2 separate regions of the Mus musculus genome follow, and region 2 is linked to region 1. Evidence: chromatin loops called from intact Hi-C (ENCODE). Cell type or tissue: gastrocnemius. All regions are shown on one strand. Each heading gives the region's core, and the rest is flanking DNA. Links, peaks and the distances in the headings are about the cores only. Region 1 overlaps Sh2d4b (SH2 domain containing 4B). Region 2 overlaps Sh2d4b (SH2 domain containing 4B).

What was found. Peaks named below come from ENCODE experiments on the same cell type or tissue, not always from the same donor. Only the 100,000 strongest peaks of a DNase experiment are listed, where the experiment ranks them.
Region 2: it touches region 1 in a loop (2.0-fold over the local background); 2 of 42 quality-filtered maps call a loop at or near these places.

Annotation. Positions count from the first base shown.
Region 1 is chr14:40,836,041-40,842,945 of GRCm38, reverse strand. Sh2d4b (SH2 domain containing 4B) reads left to right here. Exons shown (of 8, transcript NM_177816.4): 5 at 356-572; 6 at 2,597-2,721. Among named protein-coding and RNA genes, the nearest start is that of Sh2d4b, 54 kb to the left of the region's middle. In gastrocnemius, for the core only: a CTCF peak has its summit at 3,778; no DNase peak of the experiment used is centred there; H3K27ac peaks cover 758 bases.
Region 2 is chr14:40,884,304-40,891,208 of GRCm38, reverse strand. The region is part of intron 1 of Sh2d4b (SH2 domain containing 4B); the gene reads left to right. Among named protein-coding and RNA genes, the nearest start is that of Sh2d4b, 5.6 kb to the left of the region's middle. In gastrocnemius, for the core only: a CTCF peak has its summit at 4,205; a DNase peak (open chromatin) is centred at 4,212.

The DNA of each region.
Region 1 (6,905 bases), core at 2,650-5,149:
GAGGAAGGTAGAGGCCTAGCAAGAAGCAGACTTCACGATAACCAGTTCAAACAGAAGCCCTTGATTCCAATAGGCCTTGGTCTTCACTTTCTCCACTCCAAAATTCCCTTAACAGCTACATATGGACGCACGCACCCACGCACACACGCACGCGCCCACATACAAACTTACACGGCTTGGAGTGCTTTGCTATCTCTCTAGAGGAGCCAAGAGTCTTATAGGCTATGAGGTTCTGTGTGGCCAATTCCCAAGGAATCATGGAATTCCAAGTAAGTTGTATACAGTGCTGTTTGTGTTTACCCAGTGCACAGCTTGGGGTATGGGCCAAGGCCAACCAATCTGTTTTCCTTTCCAGTGCGGAGATCCAAGGCTGCTGATGAAGAGAGGAGCCGTCGTGCTCAGCGAGCCCGGGATGAGTACCGGCGCCATTCACTCCGAGCCATCCAGAAGGGCACTGTTGCTGGCCTAAGCACCATGTTCCAAGAGCTTGGCCAGAACCACGAGCAAGAGGCAAGACTTTATCACCAACTTCCTGACACCAGTCCACCATCACCCCTCACAGGACCTGACAGGTATGCTCCAAGAAGAGCTGTGGGCCCATGAAACAAGCTCCATGGATTCTAGTACAGGCTCTGTTTGTTACTTGTGGGTCATTTGCCTTCCATGGCCTCAACATTGCAGTCTATATAATGGGCAGAACATAGAAATGAGGTATGCTCTGAACCTCTCAAACAACTTTGCAATTTGGGGGTTAAACATTCAGAGGTCAAGGATTCTTGTCATCCTTGATAATCTAAAGAAACCTGTATAGCCTCTGTCCCTCAAAATCTCAATATACAAATACCCCAAGTGTTTTCATAGTTTTAGACTTCTTGACCCTGGTCAAAACCTTGTAATGACAGGCCTAAGATGGAATGAATATGGCTCAGTATCTGAGAATAGGACGATAGCCTTTTCTAACCATGGATGGAACTGGTTTGCACCTAGTTTGAACAGCAGGTTTACACACTAGTATTGGTAGAATTGAGAGGTCCTTGTGCATATTTGTGTACCTAGAGGCATTGTTTGCCAAGGACATTTCAGTGACAACCCCTGATTGGCAAAGCCAAAGACACAGGCCACCTGGTGCCTCTTCATGTTCTGCCTGTCTTGCTATCCAGCCCTGAGATCTGGCCTCTTGTCTCAAGGCCCTTTGGCCCTCCTTGCACAACAGCTACATCCTGTGGACCAGATATGTGGGATTGCATGCCCGTGGCTCCCTTGTCCTCAGGGAATGTTCAGGAGTCAGTTCACCCACAGATAATGCAGTTTGTCTCATTTTGTTCTGATTGGAGTTTGGGGTTGTTCATCACCCACCACTCCTTTCCTCTAGAGTCTACTAAGAGCTGACTCTGTCTTTCCATCTTCTCTCCCCATCCCTTCTTCCTCCATCCCTTCCTCCTTATGTATGACTCCTAAACTAGAAGGTCTGAGAAGCTCTTGTGTTCATAGAGAAATCTGATTCCCTTTTTGGGTACCATCTCTTCACTGTACCACCATAGACATTGATCTCAGCTTCTTATCTGTACCCCATCCTAACCCCTGGGTTTTTTTGTTCAGTTTCCAACATAAAAACAAGCAAGCAAGCAAACAAACAACCTTGCTTGTCCTCTTTTCTTTAATAACCAATTTGTATTCTGTAGTGTGGCTTTGCTATTAGTCATCAGAGACTCTATCAGTCTATCAGACATTGCTATTTCAAATCTTTTTGCAATCATCAACAGGGCTCTGTATATAAACTTGCAGAAATTAATTTTACATTAGGCAACCATAATCTGCAAAGATATTCTCCCAAGCAGGGTCTTTGCTCCAGGGCTGTGTGCTTTTGAGATTCAGTGGTCCTGCACGGGGCTAATACCAATGCTTTGCATCTTCATATCCTTTATCCTGGCCCACCTTGTTTTGCTGTCAACCTTGTTTGAGGAGATATGTCTTGGGGGTACATTTCAAAGCACACGTGTGTCTATGAGCCAGACTAAGCAATTCACAAATGTCGAAGGGCCATGCTATTTTCTTCTCGATCTGTGGTCCAGTCCATTCTCTCACTGTGTGCTCCATGCTCTTTATTCATATCAAATATTTCCTTAAGTTAGAGGAAAACATTGTGACAAATCCGTTTTCTCAATTTGTCATTTATCTTTTGATTTTTGGAGGTAGACTATTCTAGATGCAGAAATGCTTGATTTTTATGAGATAAATTTCTTGTGTGTTTTCTGAATCTGGGAAAATAATTAGAGATGCCTTCTCCATTCTACGCTTTTAAAACTTTTTATTAATTAATCTCTCTCTCTCTCTTACACACACACACACACACACACACACACACACACACACAAGATCACGCATGTGGAGGCCAGAGGACAACCTGTGAGAGTCAATTTTCTGCATGTGGGTTCCTGGAATCAAACTCACATGGGTCAACTTGGGAGCAAATGCCTTTATCTGCTCTGCCATCTCTTTCCACTCTACTTCTTACCTTTCTCCTCCCTATCCCTCTCCTTTCCTTTCTTCTTCCTCTCTGATCCATCTCCTCCCTCACTCTCTTTCTTCCTTGCAGGACCTGGGAGCGACCTCTGCGTCCACTCTCCAGAGAAGTCATCGTGCGCTGGTTCAAGGAGGAACAGCTGCCTCGCCGAGCAGGCTTTGAGAGGAACACCAAGTCCATCGCCCCTTGGTTTCATGGTAGTGTAGTTTCTGGGCCCCACTGCAGATGATGCTAATGTCCAACTCTTTGACACATGAAAGAAGTCTTGGAGGGTAGCTGTAATTAGAGGTGTGGAGAACTTTGGGGTCTATGTTGCTTCAATTCTTCCTTCAACTCTTGGCAAGAATCCACGAGTCCAGGGGCACCGGGATGCTGGACATGTATCCCCTCAGGAAGTTGTGAAGCTGAATTCCTCCTTCTGTTGTCATCAGCACTTGGCCTCTTTGGTTTTCAGGTCACCCACCAAGTTATACCTTTGCACTCATTATACAGTGAGCCCAGGGGCCCCAGGCTCTGGTAAGCAGGGTCAACACTTTAGTTATTCTTGAGTCTACAGCTCTGTTCATAGCCATAGCACAGTAGGCTGTTTACTGTGTGTGTGGGGGGAGCATTTTGGTTAAATGCCAGATTGATGGATGAAGAAGAGTTCAGAGTCACTTAAGTGCAGAGCATTTGATGAGGCAGCTCTTTAGAAATCTTCCAATATTTTCATTCCAGATACAAAACCAAAGTCCAAAGACAGAAGGGTGTTTCCAGAAAGGTACCAGATGATGTGTAAAGTAAACTTCAAGAATAAATCTCCAGGTCCAGAACCTCTGTTCAGTGATCTGAATACTCCGTACCCAGGAAAACAAACATGACTGTGGCGTCACCAGAGATTTGCTACGGAGAATTAGCAGTAGCTTCTGGCTTTGAGTTCTCTCAATATTAGTTAGTTATGGCTGCATACCAAACAACTTCAAAGTACCACACCTTAAAGCAACTAGACCTTTTTTATTTCTTCATGTGTGTCTGAATTGGCTGGACAGTTCTGGCTTGGTTCACATGATCTTGGCTGATCTCATTGATGTTCCTCCGGATAGTCAGAAGGTTACCTAAGGCTGACTGGCCTAGGAAAACCTTCTCTGTGTTCATGTGAACCCTTATATTCCAGCAGTCTAGCCAGAGGGTCATATTTCTGCACCTTGGCCTTGTTCCCTAAGCCTTCTTTCCTTTACTAGCACTTAGCTCAAGTCAGGAAAGCCGAGGGCTCCCCCTGTCAGAATAGACGTCTCTAACACTGCTATTACTTACTTGACCCCTATCTGCTTGCTTCCTTATTGTCAAATCTCCCTTGGCCCGTGTTTCTCGTGCTTGTCTTGGTGTCGATTTGTCCTCCTAGTTCAGACCAGGCTCCATGTTCTTTTAATTCTATCCAGTGGGGGGGATGAACCTAGTGCCATGTTGCTACAGAGTTATGGTGTCTTGATAGTTGCTTGGCATCTGGCAAAGGAAGGTCCTCATAGGCATGTACTGGGCATGGCTCTAGCTCTGAGAAAGGAACAAGAAGTGCTTAGCAGGAAAATGTGCTAACTGAACAAAACTATCTGCACCTTTACTCTCATCTGCTAGAGCCCAAAGAGTGTGTGAACTCTAAATGCAGGCTGCAGGCAGCTCAGATGAAGTACTGATAGGAACTCTGAAGGTCACAAAGGCGCTTCCAGTCTCTCTTGGTCTGTCTTCTTTTTGGCTCACCCTTCACAGAGCATTCTGGGACTCTTTTGTAAATGCAGTCAGATTCCATCACATCTCTGCTGTGTTATCCCTTACCTCCCTTTATGCATGCATATAAGAAAAAAAATCCCACAAAATCCCCAAACTGAAACCCCTCTAAACCCTGGTCCAAGGTCCACAAGGCCCAAGTGACAAGTAGTTCCCACACCAAACTTATGTCAATCACCTGTGCCCCCTTGCCCAGAGCTCTGGCCTTTCTTTTCTTCTTGAATGATCTACCCTCCTTTCCAGCTCAGGCTGTTTGTCCTTGCGATGATGTTGCCTGCCTTTGCTGTCTCTCCCCAGCTCTTTGCTTGACGTATACTGTCTTACTTTTCATCTGCAGTATTTGCTCCTCTGAGAAGACTTTCCTGGATTTCCTTCCAAGGCTATTTTCTTTAAGCTCTGCCAATTTGTCTTCTATCATTCCCAAATTACTCCCTTATGCCATGGTATTTCTCTTAATGTTCATTGTCTATTCTCCTGTATGAATGTAACTCAGCAAGGTGAAGTGACTGGAATGTGTTACCCAGTGCCTGCACAGTAGGCACAGGAATGGATAAAGGTGGGTATTTGCTTCAGATCCCAGGCTTTCCAGTCCCAAATAACAATTCTTGGTGGTCAGTACTGGGCCCTTGTAGCTGTGTGATAGCCCTACCACAGAGCTTAGTAACAATCTCACAAGCCAGAGCTGTGCAAGAGAGAGATGACTTGTTCTTTTAATTGGTGATATGCCCAAAAGATGCAGGACATGTGCCTTAGGCACTTCTCTATTCACCTGTCACCTCTGCTTCCCAGTTAGCTAGGCGTCAGGTTCAGAAACACAGCCAAGAGAAGCTTGCCATCGTCTATTACCATCAGTATTGTAACATCTAGAAGACCACTATAACCCCCCCACTATGTGGATCACATTATGTATGTAGGCTTTGTTGCATCTCAGAACAGAGGTTACTACCAACTAAGGGTTATTTTATACTCTGCTCTCATGCTTGTTAGCCTAGACATCTAGGCCTCATACTAAGGTTTTGTTTCTATTGGAAAGTCTAGTGGTTTCATGGCATAGGGAAAGGAAAGAGTGAGTCACACAGTAGTCTCAAAATTTCTAGATGGAACAGACACCTGCTATGATTACACTGGTGCTACAGCCAGAGGCAGCCTGGTGTCTGTGGTGTGCTTGGGAGTTTTGAATGACAAGACTCTTATAACTACTTCTCACTTTGGGGGATCTTCCTTCTCTTAGGCCTCCATCTATCCAAAAGGACCATGGGTTAGCTCTTCATGGCCCAGAGAAAGCACTCATGGGTGACTGAGCCATGTGGTCCTGAGCTGGTATCGGAGCTTCCCTCCATTCTGTAACATTGTATGGTCTAAAGTCCTTGGTGGATCTCCCATTTGGACCACCCCCCCATGTGTATATTATTACCACCATGGGAGTAGTTTATGATGTCTCACGTGGCTACAGAGTGCTTCTCAAATGTCCCCATGGAGGTGGAATTTGGTGGCTGTGCTGGTTGCTTAGAGGTGCTCTTGGTAGCCAGTGGGGGAGGTACAATAGAGGTGATCAAATGTATCTTTTTTCTTTTGGAAGGTCTTAGAGGTTTTTATTTTTATTATTATTTTTATGTACAAAGACCAGAATGGTCTCTTTCACTGGGTAGACTGTTTTGGATAATATATTTAAGAAGGGTCACTTGGTCCAACTTGATGAAGCCTATGTGTCCTTTCATATGGATAGAACAGTGCCATACATGCTCAGGAGTGCCTCTCATAGAGTTACTGGTCACCCGTGTTGCCATGCTTAGCAGTGACTCTTATAGAGTTACAGGCCACCTGTGTTGCCTTCAGATGCCCAGCTAGGGAAATGGAAATTTATCTTTAATTTTACTTTCTATTTCAGTGGAGAAAAGGCTAGGTTTTATGTTGTCACAGAACAAACAGAACCTAGATTTAAGTCTCAGAATTTATGTAATTGACTTCTTATTTTCCTGACAGTTTCTACCATAAAGCATGTAGGGAGGTTGTTCACACATAGAACAGAACTATTTGGTGACCAAGTTTTCATCAATCTGTGACAGAATGAAAGAAAAAGGCTCATATATGGAAGATGGCCTACTGCCTTTGCTTAGAAAGAAAAGACTATGCTATATTTATATTCCAGGATTATATTCTTCTTCAGTTTTAGAGTTAAAATGCCCTATTTTTTTTTTCTGAATTGATGGTGATATTTAACAGTTTGATATATTGCACTTTTACATAAAAACAAAACATAAGCAGCCCAGTTTTGGCTCTTAAGACATGTATGTGTGTGTGTGTAACTTTGTTTATTTCTAAAATGCTAAAGTAGAGAATACCTGGGAGGTCCCCAATTTTTTTCCAACATGAGGATTTCCTGATGAGTAGATGGGACTGCTTCTGTACCAGTCCCTACAGAGACACAGAGCTTATTAGCTCACAGGTAGCCTGTAACCGTCTATTAACCAATTTCATAGGGACCCTGCTCATGTCGTGGATGGCTGGGGAATCTCTGCTGGAGACATCCTACTTTGGTAGCTCTCATCTTCTGGGCATACAGCATCCACTTAGATATGCTCTTGTCACAGGGATGTTGTAGGTAGAAGAGAGTGATGTG
Region 2 (6,905 bases), core at 2,659-5,158, 48 kb before region 1:
GAATCTGTTTGTCCCTGTCTCTCTGTAGGTGTGTCTGTCCCTAACAAAGAGTTTGTCCTCTCTTTTATTGAAAAATGCAGAAAGCATCACATGGGGAAAGGAATAATGGGTTCTTCATGGAAATCTTTAACAAAGTGTTACAAGAGCTTAAGTCACCGACCCTAACTGACCCAGATAACAAAGAGTATTACAAACATTGCTATTTACCAATCAACATTTATATGTGGCATTCAACATTTTTGGTGGATATTCGTTTTATAAAATTGGTTTGAACCTATATTTGCTCTTTCAGAAACTGATGATTATAACACAGGTCCCAAAACATGCATTGCTCTTGAGTGAGGTGCATGGGAGCTGCCTTGTATGACACTTGCCTCCTGGTTCTTGAGTCACCAGTATTCCCTATACTGCTACTTCAGTCAACCGAAAGCCCTATGATCCATCTACTCAAAGATTCAAAGGCTAAAACTTGGTGCAGATCACTAATGCCAGGTAGATTAAGATTACAGCTATGCATTAGCGTAGGTTGTAAAAGTTGAATACATTTGAAATTCTAAGCAATTAAGGCTGGTTGTTGTATTGTCCTCTTAAAGGCAGATTAAACGAACAGACTGAGTACACAGTAGGATAGTGATCTTAAAAGTCTTAAGTGACCTCAAGGTATGTTACTAAGTCTGTCTGTAAAGTCCAGCAAAAGTTCTAGTCTCTTAGAATGTAAGGGCTATTTTTTTTTTTAGCTCAACTCTATACTTTGTAGCACGAATCCACTTGCTTTCTTTTTTGCCCCTGGACCCTCCCTCACTTGTCTCCATCTATTCATCAAGCAAAGTGTAGCTTTGATTTATTCAAAGGGTTCAACCCAGGCCATGTGCAGTGCAGGCCTGTTGGTGGCCTGGCTTCCGCCTTCCAATCTAACTTCCATGTTGGTCTGCCTCAATACATTCTTCAGGCATGATGGTACCGCCTCATCATGTCCACTCTCACCCTGGTCTTTTGCATGTTTTTCTTACTGTTGGTGATGTTCTTTTGTTTTATCTGTTGTCCCTGCCCCTGGAATCTTGGGAGATGCCATTGATGTACCTTTCTGGCACATAGGACCAACCCCAGTTGCATCATTTGCTACCCCACCATTGTTATTCACCATTCCCTTGTGTGACTCTCCCAGTAGATTCCAAACTGCTGGCACTCAAGCTACACTTCACTGTGTTTTCCTTCCTTGAGACTGAGCATAGAGCTGGGACAATGTTAAATACTTGTTCTGAGCAAGAAATAGCAAGAACACTCGCCCTGAGCATGTGACCCCTCTCCCGCCAACATACACAACCAGAGGTTGTGACAGAGCTCTGACATGACTTTAGCTGGCTGGCTCAAAGTCTGGGCTCGATGTTCTGGCAACCAAATCACAAGCTGTGGCAGTCCACACGCCAAGGCTTTCCATCCCCACTCAGCCTGAGTCCTGAGGCCTCACATCTGTCTGGGAAGTCCTTTGGGAAGAAGACAGATGCCTCAAAATTTAACTGCAAAAATATTTATGTGGAGATTCATCACACACTGACATCTACATTTTCATATATAAATTATACATTAAACTCATTTGGGGTTTTGGTGCAGAAGATTATTTTCTGAGTAATTACATTTGTGATTTATAAAAAATAGAAAAGAGAGGGGACTGGCTGAGGAATGTATGTATCCTAGGCCAAAATCCCATCCAGATTTTAGCTCCATGCTTCAGTGCTACCCCTGGGAACTCCTTGGGCTTGACTCTGGAGAGTTCTAGGGGAGGACCTGGCTCTGTCCCAGGAACCAGAAAGCTTTTTGTTGGAGCGGTGAGAGTCCAGAGTGCCTGATTCCTGTTCAAGAATCCCAGTGAAGGGTCTTGAAGGCCCTACAACCTGTGAGAGCTTTGTTGAAGCACATACCTGAAGGCTCCCCATGTCTGGAAGGCAAGAACCTATGATCCTACTGCAAGTAGGAGTGCCGAGCCTCACAGAACAGATAAAGTACAGCCAAGGCCACCCAGCTGCTGAGTGATGGAGTCAAATACACATCCCATGGCTTTGACCTATAGTCTCAAAACAGATTTTCCTTTATAATTCCTACGGGTCTTAGAACTCCAATTAAATGGAAAAATCTGTCACTTGTTCTCTTGTGTAGCCATTCACCCATTCAATCATTTATCCCAATTGATGGCTTGCATAGAGTTTAGCCTTTGGAAGTTTGAACAGAAAGATCATACTGTACATAGTTGACACAAGTACCAGGAGCCAGGTATCATGCAAGGAATCTATGTGGTGGCTCAAATTGGAAACATCCATCCTTTGGGTCTTTCCCTTCTCAGCATATGCACATACCTTCCCAGTCTTCATTCTCCTAATTTGTTCTGCATGGCATATCTCCTGTGTTCCTGTTGAGGTGTATTCTGGCCTCTTGGGATCTCTCTGTACAACATTGCTCAGGTATGCTCAACCTAAAATGGTATCACATTCCTTCTGGCCATTGTTCTCATTGAGCTTCTTCCTTTACTGGGAAAATTTCCCAGTCTCTATTAGACCTGAATTCACCATCTGTGAGCTCAGGCCACACTCTAATGGCAGGCTGGGGCAAAGTGTGCCTTGGTCTTTCTCTAGTTATATTTGATGAGGCTGTGAATAAACCCAGGGATCATAGATCATTCTAGTTCACAAAACTCTATGACTTTCCCAACTCTCAGATACACAGTTGGAACCATAGAAATGAGCTGAAATGATAGCTTAGAACTCTATTGTAAGGGAAAGCAGAGGACATTGGGCACACACATTGTTTTTCTCACTATGAGATACTCCTTTGTAGCCATCTCTTGATCCAGATGCAGCAGAAGGAAACCCCACAGATTGAAAGTCTACTCATCCACTGTCATGTTAACTGTTTATGTTCAGTGACTCAGTAGAGTCAGTTGTTGTGGTTGATCATTTGTTGTTCAATGGGAAGTCATGCTATAGAGAAAGAGTTACTTTGTGTGGAACCCTTAAATACAAGATCCAGATAGTCTGACTCTGTTGTGTGTAGTTTTAAGTTTTAATCACCTTTAGCTCTGGGTCCAGCCTCACTACTGGCCCATTCCCACTTCCCTTTTGTTCTACTTGCCTTTGCTCTGGGAGGTGACCATGCTACCAGGTTCTACCTGAGACCCTTGAATCTGAGGATAAAACACACACACACACACACACACACACACACAGAGTTTGTTCCTTTACAACTTGCCTTCTAGGCACATTTGCTGGGTGTTACTATCTCCTGCCTGGAAAAGCGCGCCCTTACCAATTTATTATCTCTGTCTCTCCACTTGCCCTAAACTTCAGGGGCTAATCACACCTATCCCTGCCTGTAGTGGAGGCCATAGACCCCCGGTTTCCCCAAGATCTCACATGGTTGCTGGGTTCCTCCTCTTCCAAAGTATGGCAGAAAAAAAATTCCTTCCTCCTTCCCTGAATCTGCCTTTTTCTCCTGGGACCCAGAAGTCCCGCCTGTACCTTCTAACCACCAACTGGCCCCCAGCCTTCTTTACTGACAAATCAAGAACCAATTGGGGAACGGGATGTTAGCATCAGAACCCCATTACCTGAATCCCATTACATGGAGTGTCAGCTGAGAGCTTTTGATATGGGGATCGTGAAGGGGTCCTCAGCAAGTGAATGTTGGAAGCTCAAAAGCAAAGGGTACTGGGAAGCCAGCAAAACAATAGCAGCTGTATTCCTTGAGAAGAGCTCACCCTGATGGAAGACCTGCCAGGCCTGTGCTGATCCTGTTTAGTCTTACCTTCTTACCCAGAAGCCGCCCTGTATGCATTTTATGAATTAAGTCATGATGCACTGTTGATTGTAAGACACACCCTGATTGCAGAGATGTTAAGATGCATGCCTTTGAATTGATAAAGTGAGAATTGAGCTCTATTTTAATTTGGCAGATGAATCTCAGGCAGACTTAGCAGTCTGCACTGGGGAAGTAATGGGGAACTGGGATCTGAGAACTGGCCTACCTGCTACGATTCAAGCTTCTATTCTTTCTGCTTCAGCACCAGCATTTTACTATAGTTTTTTTTCCGTGTACACAAAAGACTTTTATTTATCTGTTTATTTTTTGAGATGTTATCATTTTTATTTTATGTGTATGAGTGTTTGCCTGAATGTTGATGTCTCTGTAGTACCATGCTGGTGTAGTACCCTCGGAGGCCAGAAGAGGCATCAGATCCTCTGGGATTAGAGTCACAGAGGGTCATGAACTGCCTTGCAGGAATTGAACTTAAATCCAGTCAGTGATTTTAATTACTAATTTACCTCTTCAGCTCCTGAAAAGACACATTAAAGATAAGTAAAAGCCAGCATACAAAATAGTAAAAACATTAAGCCAATAAAAGAAAAATGTAAAATAAAGAAAAACATCATTAAATGAGAAACTATCTCCTTGATAGTTTTGAAAAAGACAAAGGCCATCAAGATGGTTCAGTGGGTAGAAGTTTTTGTGCAAGCCTGATAACTTGAATTTAACCCCTAGAGGCCACATTAAAAAGTCATGTGTTGTGGCTTTGCATTTTGTAGTCTGTTACTCCCACCTCAAGGTGGGAAGCTGAGATAGGAGACTAGTCCAGCTGCCCTGGAGTATGCTATGCAACATGGCTGAAACAAGTGAGACCATGCATCAAGACACAATAGGAAAAGAGAATCAACTCTCAGAAGTGGTCCTCTCTCCTCCGTTGTTCATGCTCTGGCACACGCACGACTGCTGTCACACAGAGAGATCATACACACATGCAAGCATCAGCACAATAATAAAAATCCTTAAAAGAACAAAACAGAAGATACATGGTGGGGGGGTGATTTATAACACATAGAACAGACGAGGTATTAATATTCGGGAAATATAAGCTAGTTTCCCAAATCAATTAGGGAAAGACAATTAAGAGAAAAAGTAAGAAAATATCCAAATGAGCAGTATATAAAGGACTACTTCAAATCACAATGAAGATGTAAAAAGGTGCACAATCTCCCTGATTGTGGTGGCTGATCTTAATGTCAACTTGACAGGGTTTATATTCATTTAAGAGACAAAACTATCCCCACCCCAACTCCTCCCCCCCCCCCCCCAGGAAAGGAAAAAAAATAGCAGCCTAAATAGGAAGTCATGGAAGAGAACTTTTAAAAAGTGTGATAAGGGTGTTGACGTTAGCTCTCCACAGTTGTTGGCTTCTGACAGGGGTTCAGGGGAACAACTCAGTTCTATTTAAGAGGGAGGCCACTGAAAGTTTGACCATGCTACAGTGAGTATGTAGATAACACAAGTTGGACTTTTTTTTTTTAATATTTGGGGGAGCTCACAGGGTAGAAGGTGGATATGAAAGGACTAGGAAATAAGTGAGATATGTGTATGATATGAAATTCCTCAAGTAATACAAATATTATATTAAGAGAGAGGAGAGGCAGGTGGGGGCAGAGCACTTGCTCTGGGTCTCACAGGTTTTTGTTTTTGTTTTTGTTTCCTTTTCTTTTCTTTTTGAGGTAGGAAAACACAACCTGAATCTGGGTAGCACCAGTCCATGGGATAGAATCCAAGACTGAAGGAAAAAGGAAGAAGGCATCTGGAGAGGTGGCTCAGAGCTTAAGTGTAAGCTGTTCTTGTAGAGCACTTGAGTTGGGTTCCCTGCATGGGGGCGGCTGCCTTTTCTGGCTGGCACAGAGCCCCAGTGCTTGCCTTTGGACTGGGCTGCCCAGATTTACTTTCTCTTTCTTTGTGTCAAAGACTCTGGTGCGAGTCACCTCCAGCTTCCCTCTCCAACCCTGAGGTTGGCAGGGATAGTTCCTGGGCAAGGCAACCAGCTGGTTACATCGCCTTGTAATCTGATCCCAGGTCTCAGCTCCAGCTCTGATGCAGTGGCAGCTTGCAGATGACTGCCTGGCTTCTGTGTCTCTCAGGGTAGTGAACGCTGTTGCTTTCCAGTTATTTCCTCATGTAAGAATCTGCAATGCTTCTTGGGGTGCTTCCATATGGAAATAGGTCTTTACTTTAGACTTTGAGGTCTAAATTCTTTGGGCTTGTTTTCGTATCAGTCATTCCCATGTCACTTCAAAATTACCTTAAGTATCAGGGATCATTTATCTCTATCCTTTTTCATCGGTATGCTTATTTTCTGGTTGCCAAAGTTGAGGGCTGATGTTTAGAATTTGTGAGATACTGAAGGCTTAGCACATCTAGTCTCTTAATATATGCAACCCTCTCCTATGTCAAAGTAAATGATTAGTGCCTCCGACATTGTCCTAAGTAGGAATACTGTGCTAATAAGGAACAGGACAAAGATTAGGGTCCCCAGCTTCTCACTGCCATATTGTTTCTGTTGTTTTAGTCCTTAAGAAATTCCAGATAAGGGGTTAGAGTTGTAGGTGCTGGAATGCTGTGAATTTCTCAGTGATAACTGTAGCAAATCCTAAGACATTCCCCTTCAACAGGCCACATAATCTGTGAGTTAGAAGGGCAGGGGCTGGGTTGGAGGTCTATATTGTCATCACAGCTTAGAGAGAGCCCTGGATAACCAACTGTGAAGTCTGTATGGAATACAACGTAAAATAAGCTATACTACTGACCTGATGTTTACATTGTCCTAGGACTTTGTATTATTTATGTCAGAGTGACATTCAGTAACTGGTTTGAATTTTGGCTCTGCACACTCACTAACTGTGACTGTTTACACATACTAATTTGGCCTAGGCAAGATACTCGAGTGTCTGTGACAACCGAAGATGACAATAGGGCATATGCCCTGACCTCATGGGGAAGATGAAACGAGATGGCCCCAATAAAACTCAATATGCTATTAAGATATTGATTTGCAGTAGCTTAACAATACGGCTTTTACACCTCAGCAGGTTATTTTTGTT